Regions from separate parts of the Homo sapiens genome. Here region 1 is linked to region 2. A link is an interaction called in ENCODE POLR2A ChIA-PET data of the cell type or tissue named here. Cell type or tissue: GM12878. All regions are shown on one strand. Each heading gives the region's core, and the rest is flanking DNA. Links, peaks and the distances in the headings are about the cores only. Region 1 overlaps DIS3L2 (DIS3 like 3'-5' exoribonuclease 2). Region 2 has its middle 7.9 kb from the start of MIR1244-1.

The links. ChIA-PET counts read pairs that join two places held together with the same protein. Peaks named below come from ENCODE experiments on the same cell type or tissue, not always from the same donor. Only the 100,000 strongest peaks of a DNase experiment are listed, where the experiment ranks them.
Region 1: POLR2A ChIA-PET joins it to region 2 with 5 read pairs; 2 of 35 experiments call an interaction of 5 or more read pairs at or near these places.

Annotation. Positions count from the first base shown.
Region 1 is chr2:232,218,839-232,223,229 of GRCh38, reverse strand. The region is part of intron 10 of DIS3L2 (DIS3 like 3'-5' exoribonuclease 2); the gene reads right to left. Among named protein-coding and RNA genes, the nearest start is that of MIR562, 48 kb to the right of the region's middle. In GM12878, for the core only: no CTCF peak of the experiment used is centred there; no DNase peak of the experiment used is centred there.
Region 2 is chr2:231,718,973-231,723,363 of GRCh38, reverse strand. No RefSeq gene overlaps it. Among named protein-coding and RNA genes, the nearest start is that of MIR1244-1, 7.9 kb to the right of the region's middle. RefSeq lists an enhancer at 2,409-2,488. In GM12878, for the core only: a CTCF peak has its summit at 2,204; a DNase peak (open chromatin) is centred at 2,153; H3K27ac peaks cover 1,678 bases.

The sequences.
Region 1 (4,391 bases), core at 244-4,243, 500 kb before region 2:
TGGGACTTCTTAACTGGCTTCCAGGTTTACCTTGGTGCCAGATACTTGAGGATGCCTGACTGGTGGGTGCCAGATTATCTTGGCTTTCATGAGCAAGGAAACTGGAACCAATCAGTAGAGCTGGAAGCTGATGAACACACAACAGTCCAAATTCGGTTTAACAAGGTGCACTGAGACATCCATGAAAAAGAGAATTTCCAAAGCCCAGACCCCACAGAAATCAAGCTAGCAAGATTTGAATGGAACATAGGAATAAGACTTAGAGGGTGGAGCTGCCTCTCCACTTAATCTTTCCACTTAGATTCTGTGTCCTCAAAAAGGAACTCATTGGCAAGCATCCCAGAAGCCCACTTCCATGCCAGAGCCCTCGCATGACTATTCAGTTATTTGGATTTTTTGAGTCAAGGTACAATTCAGTAAAAAATGATCATACAACAAGGACAGTTAAAATTGTTCACTCACCAGCTGGGTGCAGTGGCTCACGCCTGTAATCCCAGCACTTTGGGAGACCAAGGCGGGTGGATCACCTGAGGTCAGAAGTTCGAGACCAACCTGGCCAACATGGTGAAACCATGTTGTAAAAATACAAAAATTAGCTGGATGTGGTGGCAGGTGCCTGTAGTCCCAGCTACTAGGGAGGTTGAGGCAGCAGAATCACTTGAAGCTGGGAGGCGGAGGTTGCAGTAAGCCAAGACTGCGCCATCGCACTCCAGCCTGGGCGACAGAGCAAGACTCAGTCTTAAAAAAAAAAATTGTTCACTTGTCAGTGCCCCAGATGAATGAAGAAGACATGCATTTCCTTATGAGCTGACAGATCTACAGAATTTCCCATTTCTCTTCCCAGGTTCATTATCAAGGGCCCTACTACAAAAATAAGGTTTGACTGAGATCAAGTACTTGAGTTGCCTGGGATCTGCCTGAGACATAAAATACTGCAAGAGGAAAATATTCAGCATTTCAAAATGGGGATTAGAAATGACTTCACAAAGCTGGGCGTGGTGGCTCACGCCTGTAATCCCAGCACTTTGGGAAGCCGAGGTGGGTGGATAACCTGAGGTCAGGAGTTCCAGACCAACCTGACCAACATGGTGAAACCCTGTTTCTGCTAAAAATACAAAAATTAGCCAGGCACAGTGGCGTGTGCCTGTAATCCCAGATACTCAGGAGGCTGAGGCAGGAGAATTGCTTGAAACCAGGAAGCAGAGGTTGCAGTGAGCCGAGATCACACCACCACACTCCAGCCTGAGTGACAGAGCAAGACTCCATCTCAAAAAAAAAAGAAAAGAAATGAAATGACTTCGCATGGAAGAGGAACATAGGAGTAACAGCATTCGAAGCACTGGGCATCATGAAGATGTCAGAGACAAAACCCAGAAATGTATCCAAGCAGAAAATTGCCCTGAAGTGGAATTTTTCTTTTCTTTTTTTGAGACGGAGTTTCACTCTTGTCACCCCGGCTGGAGTACACTGGTGCGATCTCGGCTCACTGCAACCTCCACCTCCCAGGTTCAACTGATTCTCCCACCTCAGCCTCCTGAGTAGCTGGGATTACAGGTGCCCGCCATGCCCAGCTAATTTTTGTATTTTTAGTAGAGACAGGGTTTCACTATGTTGGCCAGGCTGGTCTCTAACTCCTGACCTCAGGTGATCCACCCGCCTTGGTCTCCCAAAGTGCTGGAATTACAGGTGTGAGCCACTGTGCCCAGCTGGAATTTTTCTTTTCCAAGATCTACTGATGAGTGATCAGGGTTCCCCTCTAAAATACAAAGCGCAGATTTTATCCTCTTCAGTGAGCTGAATCCTGAAATGCTGCATTTCAAAAGGATGCCCTTCCTGAAAATTGAAGACTGTACCATGGGAAGCACCTCACATTTAATTAGGAAAGTTTAATCTGTTAGCTGCTGGAAACATAAACATATGTAGCTTAAAAATAAGATCTACATGCACCATTTAATTTAACAAAAAACGATGCTTAAAATCTACATATAAAGTTGACTTTCATTTTTAAACTGTCACCTGATTTCTGAATTCCGGTCCCTTGGCATTATCTCCATATACCAATTTAACCTCCCAACTACATTCCCAAGAGATGAAAATTAAAAACAAACTTTTTTTTTTTTTTTTTTTTGAGATGAAGTCTTGTTCTGTCACCCAGGCTGGAGCACAGTGGCACGATCTTGGCTCACTGTAGCCTCCGCCTCCTGGATTCAAGCAATTCTCCTGCCTCAGCCTCCCGAGTAGCTGGGACTACAGGTATGTGCCAGCACACCGGCTAATTTTGTATTTTTTAGTAGAGACGGGGTTTCTCCATGTTGGCCAGGCTGGTCTCCAACTCCTGACATCAGGTGATCCACCCGCCTCAGCCTCCCAAAGTGCTGGGATTACAGGAATGAGCCACCATGCCCAGCCTAAAAATAAACTCTAATTTCCAATGTCTCACCAACATGGCATTAAGATCTATCTGCTACCAAAGGAATACTTAGATTTTTATACTATCAAATTTCTATTTCTTTTCTTTTGTTTTAGATGGAGTCTCGCTTTGTCACCCATGCTGGAGTGCAGTGGTGCGATCTTGGCTCACTGCAACCTATGCCTCCCGGGTTCAAGCGATTCTCTTGCCTCAGCCTTCCAAGTAGCTGGGATTACAGGCGCGTGCCACCACACCCAGCTAATTTTTATATTTTTAGTAGACATGGGGTTTCACTATGTTGGTCAGGCTGGTCTCGAATCTTGCCCTGGTGATCTGCCCGCCTCGGCCTCCCTAAAGTGTTGGGATTACAGGCATGATCCATCGCACCCCGCCCTCAAATTTCTATTTCTCCCAACTTATAGGTGAGCACTGCCACTGAAGAGATACTTGGTGTTTGTTTGTTTATTTATTTATTTATTATTTAACAACACCAAGAGATACTTGGTGTTGTTAGAGACAGCCTCACTGTATTGCCCAGCCTGGAGTGCAGTGGCGCCATCTTGGCTCACTGCAGGCTTGAACCCCCAGGCTCAAGTGGTCTTCCCACCTCAGCCTCCCACGTGGCTAGGACTACAGACGCACATCACTATGCCCAGCTTATTTATTTATTTATTTATTTATTTATTTATTTATTTATTTATTTATTTTTCTGTAGAGACTGGGTTTTGCTACGTTGCTCAGGCTGGTTTTGAACTCTTGGCGTTAAGTGAGCCTCCTATCTTGGTCTCCCAAAATGCTAGGATTATAGGTGTAAGCCACTGCAGCTAGCACTGTACTTGGTGTTTAAAGGCATTTCTTAACTAGTAAGACTATTTGCCAATATAACTAAAGGGAAAAAACATTTGGCTTTTAGATCACAAATTTTGTTTTACTACCATGTTAGGGTTCATTCAGGAAGTTAATTTTATCAGAAAATCAGCACTTATTGAATTTGAAAATAGCAAGGATACAGGCAGGAGGGAGGTGGAGGAAATGACAAGATAAAATGAAGACATGAGTTGCTGTGGAAGCCTGTAGGGATGAAAAGGGAAGAGCAGTGCAGACCACGCAAGACACCTGGCAAGGAAATAAGAGGAAGGAAGTGAGCCTCACGTGGGCCAATTCACAGAGCTGAAGTAACAGCAGCATGAACATAAGATAAACCCAGTGATCTTATAGGTACCACTGAGACATGACAGATGGAGTGAAACACTTGAATGGAATAAGGGAAAGGTATGCCCAATTCCAAAGAAACAGACTTATTTTAGGAGAGAAAGTGGATGAGACTTATATGTCAGGATATAAACCCACAGGCAACCCACAAAACAAGGACAGAAGTACATGGAAATAAAGGGGCAAGGCAAGAACCAGAAAAAGGAGTGAAACACTGAAGGTATGCAATAGGTTGCCTGGCTAGATCTGACTAGACCAAACAATTTTAAAATGCAGGGTAGCAACCAGGAAGTAGAGATATCCAAGGTACTCAGGAAGTAGAGATATCCAAGGAACACCCTGCTCTTAGGAAATAAGCAAAAAAGGGAATTAAATCCAGAAGTAATGATGGTTATTGCTATATCCAAGACATGAAGAATACTTGCTGGTAGGAGAAACAGAAACAATGCATTCTGCTAGGAGGAAAGGAAAGTTCTGCGGAGGTTTATGTTGTTCTTAGAAGGCGATTTCATCTGACAGAAGGAGGCAGGGAGGCAAGACCTTGTAAGCAGAGGGAAAGGAGCAGGCAGAGGCCTGGAGGCAGGAAAGGGCACAGGAGATCAGCAGAGCCTGCAGTGACCAGCCCCCACTGTGCGTGTGTTAAGGGAAGCAGCGCTGGGAAGTGGGGTGGCAGGAGAGGAGGCTGAGGACTCATCTTACAGGGCTTTGGTAACAAAGGTCTGCTAAAGAACTGCAGACCTAACCCATAGGTACAAGCAGGTTTTCAAAC
Region 2 (4,391 bases), core at 219-4,218:
CACAGGCATCTCCTTGGCCTCTTACCTGAGAAGGCAAAAAGCCACTGGGACGGCCACATCAAAAACATGTCATTGCACAAGAGGCTACCGGTAAAAGTTAAGTTGCTGTTTTTGATTTCTCTTTAATTTTTTAAATGTTTGTAAGAGTCGGGTTGCACTATGTTGCCCAGACTGGTCTCAAACTCCTGGGCTCAAGCAGTGCCCCCACCTTGGCCTCCCAAGGTGCTGGGATTACAGGCATGAGCCCACCGTGCCCAACCAGTTTGTTATTTTGGTAGGCCCTGGGCAGTCCTACCTCAGTCTCTCCTCCCAGTCCCCCCTCCAGTCCCCTCAGTCCCTTCTCTGTATCCCCCTGCTATAGTCTGAATGTTGGTGTCCCCGCCCAAAATTCCTATGTCTCCCCAAGGAGACAGTGTTAGGAGGTGGGGCCTTTGGGAGGTGATTAGGCCATGGAGGTGGAGGCTTCATGAATGGGATTAGTGCCCTTATAAAAAGAGACACCAGAGAGCACCCTCCCCCTTTCCACCATGTGAGGACGCAGCAAAGAGGCATCATCCATGGGCCAGTAAGCAGCCTTCACCCAACGGCAAGTGTGCCAGCACGCTTTTGTTTTGTTTTTGTTTTCGTAGACAGCCAGCACCTTTGATCATGGATTTCCCAAACTCCAAAACTGTGAGAAATAAATATTTGCTGGGTTGTTGTTGTTGTTGTTGTTGTTGTTTTGAGATGGAGTTTCGCTCATTGCCCAGGCTGGAGTCCAATGGTGCAATCTCGGCTTGCTGCAACCTCAGCCTCCTGGGTTCAAGTGATTCTCCTGCCTCAGCCTTCCGAGTAGCTGGGATTCCAGGCATCTGCCACCATGCCCAACTAATTTTTGTATTTTTAGTAGAGACAGGGTTTCACCATGTTGGCCAGGCTGATCTCGAACTCCTGACCTCAGGTGATCTGCCTGCCTCGGCCTCCCAAAGTGCTGGGATTACAGGTGTGAGCCACCGTGCCCAGCCAATATTTACTGTTTATAAGCCACCCAGTTGAAGGTATTTTGTTACAGCAGCCTGAGCTGACTGAGTCACCCCTTAGTCTCACCCCGCAGTCCCCCTCACATTCCCCCCCTCCTACCTCCTGAGTCCCCCCACAGACCCCTCAGCTCTTCCAGTGGCTGAGTCCTCTGCTATATGAGCCTCCTATGCCATAAACAGCTGGAGCTGCACCGGTCCCTGTCACACTGTGTCACCTGAGAACCCTGACCCATCCTGCCTGTAGAAGGGTTGCCAAAATCCCTGTAACCTGCAGTCACTAATCATAATGAACAGTGACAGTTGGGGGGGGCCTGTGTTTGTCCTCACCTGGAGAGGAGCAGAGCTGGTGAGCTCCGTTCCAGTCATGAGGAACCCAAAGCCTCATAGGGGAAGTTTCTTGCCTAAAGCCTCCCTCAAGTAGGGTCAGAGCCGGGCCTGTCCTGCTCCCAGCATCTTCAGGACAAGGCTGGGCATGACAGCTGTGGAGGATACGCCATCCTCTGCTGCTGCCTGTTCCCTTAGAAGTCCTTGGCTGGGATGTCATCTGATCCCTTCCATGCACCACTTTGACCTGGAGAGCAGATGGCCATTTTTTGGCTGGAGTGACCTTGAGAGCACCAGAAAGGAGGAGTGGTGAGTAAGACTGGTGGCCAGCTATGTGACAAGGTCTCAAGCAGCCACACCCCTCAGACAGCACCGTCTTTCCTCTGCTTGGAAAGGACCCAGAGAGCAGGGATGAGCGTATAGTTCCTCAGATGCTGGTGGCTTGGCACCCCAAGACACAGGCATTCTATGTTGGCATCCACTGAAGGACCTGTGTGGTCTTTGGGGCACTGTGTGGCACTAGCTGCCAGCCCATGAGGTCACTTATGTCTAAATCGTCTCTCTCTCTCCTGATCCAAGCCCCACTCCAGTCAGCCCTGAAGGGCTTGACGCCTCCCTGTGTAGTCAGCAGGGCCCTTTCTCACTGTTCTCTCCCACTGTGGTCACGTCTCTGAACTTTGGTCCATGATACATAAAAACACATTAGCCCTTTTCTACTCTTGAGAGCTTGATTTCTCATCTTGCTATGAGTAAAGAGAGTCACTTTGAAACTCAAGCTGAGCAGTGTCTTCTTGGCCCAGGCTGCGTCCTTCCCTCAGAGAATGAGACTCAAGCTCCCTGCCTAGCCCTAGTGGTGGAAGAGCTATGAGGGGAAGTGAAAGAAGTACTCAGGGGCAATAACAAGGGCAATATTGACATGTGGTTCCACTACCACTGGGTGCAGTCATACTCCAGGTCCACCTGCCCAAGAGCAGGCCCAGGTCACCCTGATTCCATTTTGAATTGTATTGAAATTCCTCAAGTACCCACTGACTGGATGTGGCAGACATCAGTTGCTTTCTCCTGCCCAGCCTCCCTCCTATTCATAACACTGACTTTTCATAATGGAAGATCTCCTACCCCATTCTCACCCTCTGTCCAAGTGCCTCTGTGGGTCTGACTTGTGGGTGGGGCCACATGACCAGATCTCACCAGTGACAGCCTTCTGCAGGACTTAGGCTGGAACCATGGGGAAAAAGACTGGTTCCCCCTCAGAGATGGCGGGTCCCAGCAGGCCCCATGAGGAGAACCTGCAGAGCACAGCCCAATCCCAACTGAACTAGGAATGGGGAATGAGGGGCTGCTGGCTTCCCACAGGGCTCATGATGTCTGTCACACTGCTTTCTCAAGAGTTTCATTAGAAAACTAACAGTCCTGTTAACATACTACCTTTTCAGCCCTCCCACTCCCACCACCAAGCTAGGTGAAGAAGCTGCGAACAGTAGTCACCATATTCAATAGTATTATAGCTGTGAAACGGCCAGAAAACAAAACCAATGCCAAAGAAAACAGAGCTGACGGAGGGCGGGAGGGAGACGGGTTCCTGATGACATGGTTTAAGGACCTGAATCCTGCTGTACCTGAAGCCATGCTATCTCAGAACATCCTAGTGACAACAAACTTCCTTTTTTCATAAACCAGTTTGTGTTAGGTTTCTGTCACTTGCAACTGAAAGAGACCTAACGGATGTGCAGATTGCTGTTTTGCCTTTTTTTCTTTGTTTTCTTTCTTTCTTTTTATTGATTGTTAATTTATTTCCCTGCTGAAATCTATGTGTGGAAAATTTACAAAACAACCTTAAAGAAAAAATAATTCCACCACCAAGAAGTGACATTTTGGTGAACTTCATTCGTGACTTTTTTTTTCTTGATCATTAGATTATACTGTAGACACAATTCTGTATCAACTTTTTTTCTCTTGACATTTTAAAACAGGCTCTTCTCTACATTATTCAAAACTACTTGTAGTTCTGGAGGGAAGGGCACATGCTTCACATTAACAGTTAACAGAGGGCTACTGGACCAGACAAGGGGTTGAGCGGGGGTCTCACTGTATTCCTCACATAGTATTTTTGTCTAGCGTGAAGGTCATGCAGTGGGCCTGGAATGCTTTTATAAATTTAAAAACAATTTTGAAAATTTCTCGTAAACATTGTGATATCTACCAAGTGGTTATACTGTAAGTGACTTGCCTGCTTCCTGATGATCGAGCATTTGGCTTGTCTCTAATTTTTTACTCTTATCAATCAATAATGTCAGGCCAGGCACAGTGGCTCACACCTGTAATCCCAGCTACTCTGGAGGCTGAGGGGGGAGGATGGCTGAGCCCAAGAGGTCAAGGCTACAGTGGGCCCAGATCATGCCACTGCACTCCAGCCTGGCAACAGAGCCAGACCCTATCTCAATAAAATAATAATAATAATAATAATAATAATAATAATAATGCTGTTATGGACACCTTCAGGTCTAGTGCCTCCCTCAGCAGTTCTTTTTTTTTTTTTTTTTTTTTGAGACGGAGTCTACTCTGTCTCCCAGGCTGAAGTGCAGTGGCCCAATCTCGGTTCACTGCAACCTCCACCTCCCAGATTCAAGCGATTCTCCTGCCTCAGCCTCCAGAGTAGCTGAGATTACAGGCGCGCGCCATGCCCAGCTAATGTTTGTATTTTTAGTAGAGATGGGGTTTCACCATGTTGGCCAGGCTGGTCTTGAACTCCTGACCTCAAGTGATCTGCCCGCTTCAGCCTCCCAAAGTGCTGGGATTACAGGCGTGAGCCACCTTGCCCGGCCTTTCCTCAGCAGATTTCCTGGCAGTGGAACTTCTAGGTCAAAAGTATGTGCGCATATTTTTTGGATCTTGATATACAGGATCAAAATGTTTTCCAGAAAGGTTTATGCCAGTTTCCACGTTTTACTGTCCCCCCACCTAGAAATGCCAGTTACCTCCTCAGCCAAGGGCATGCCTGTCTCCCGTGCTGGGCTGACACTGACACGGAGCGCTGTCAGCACAGGG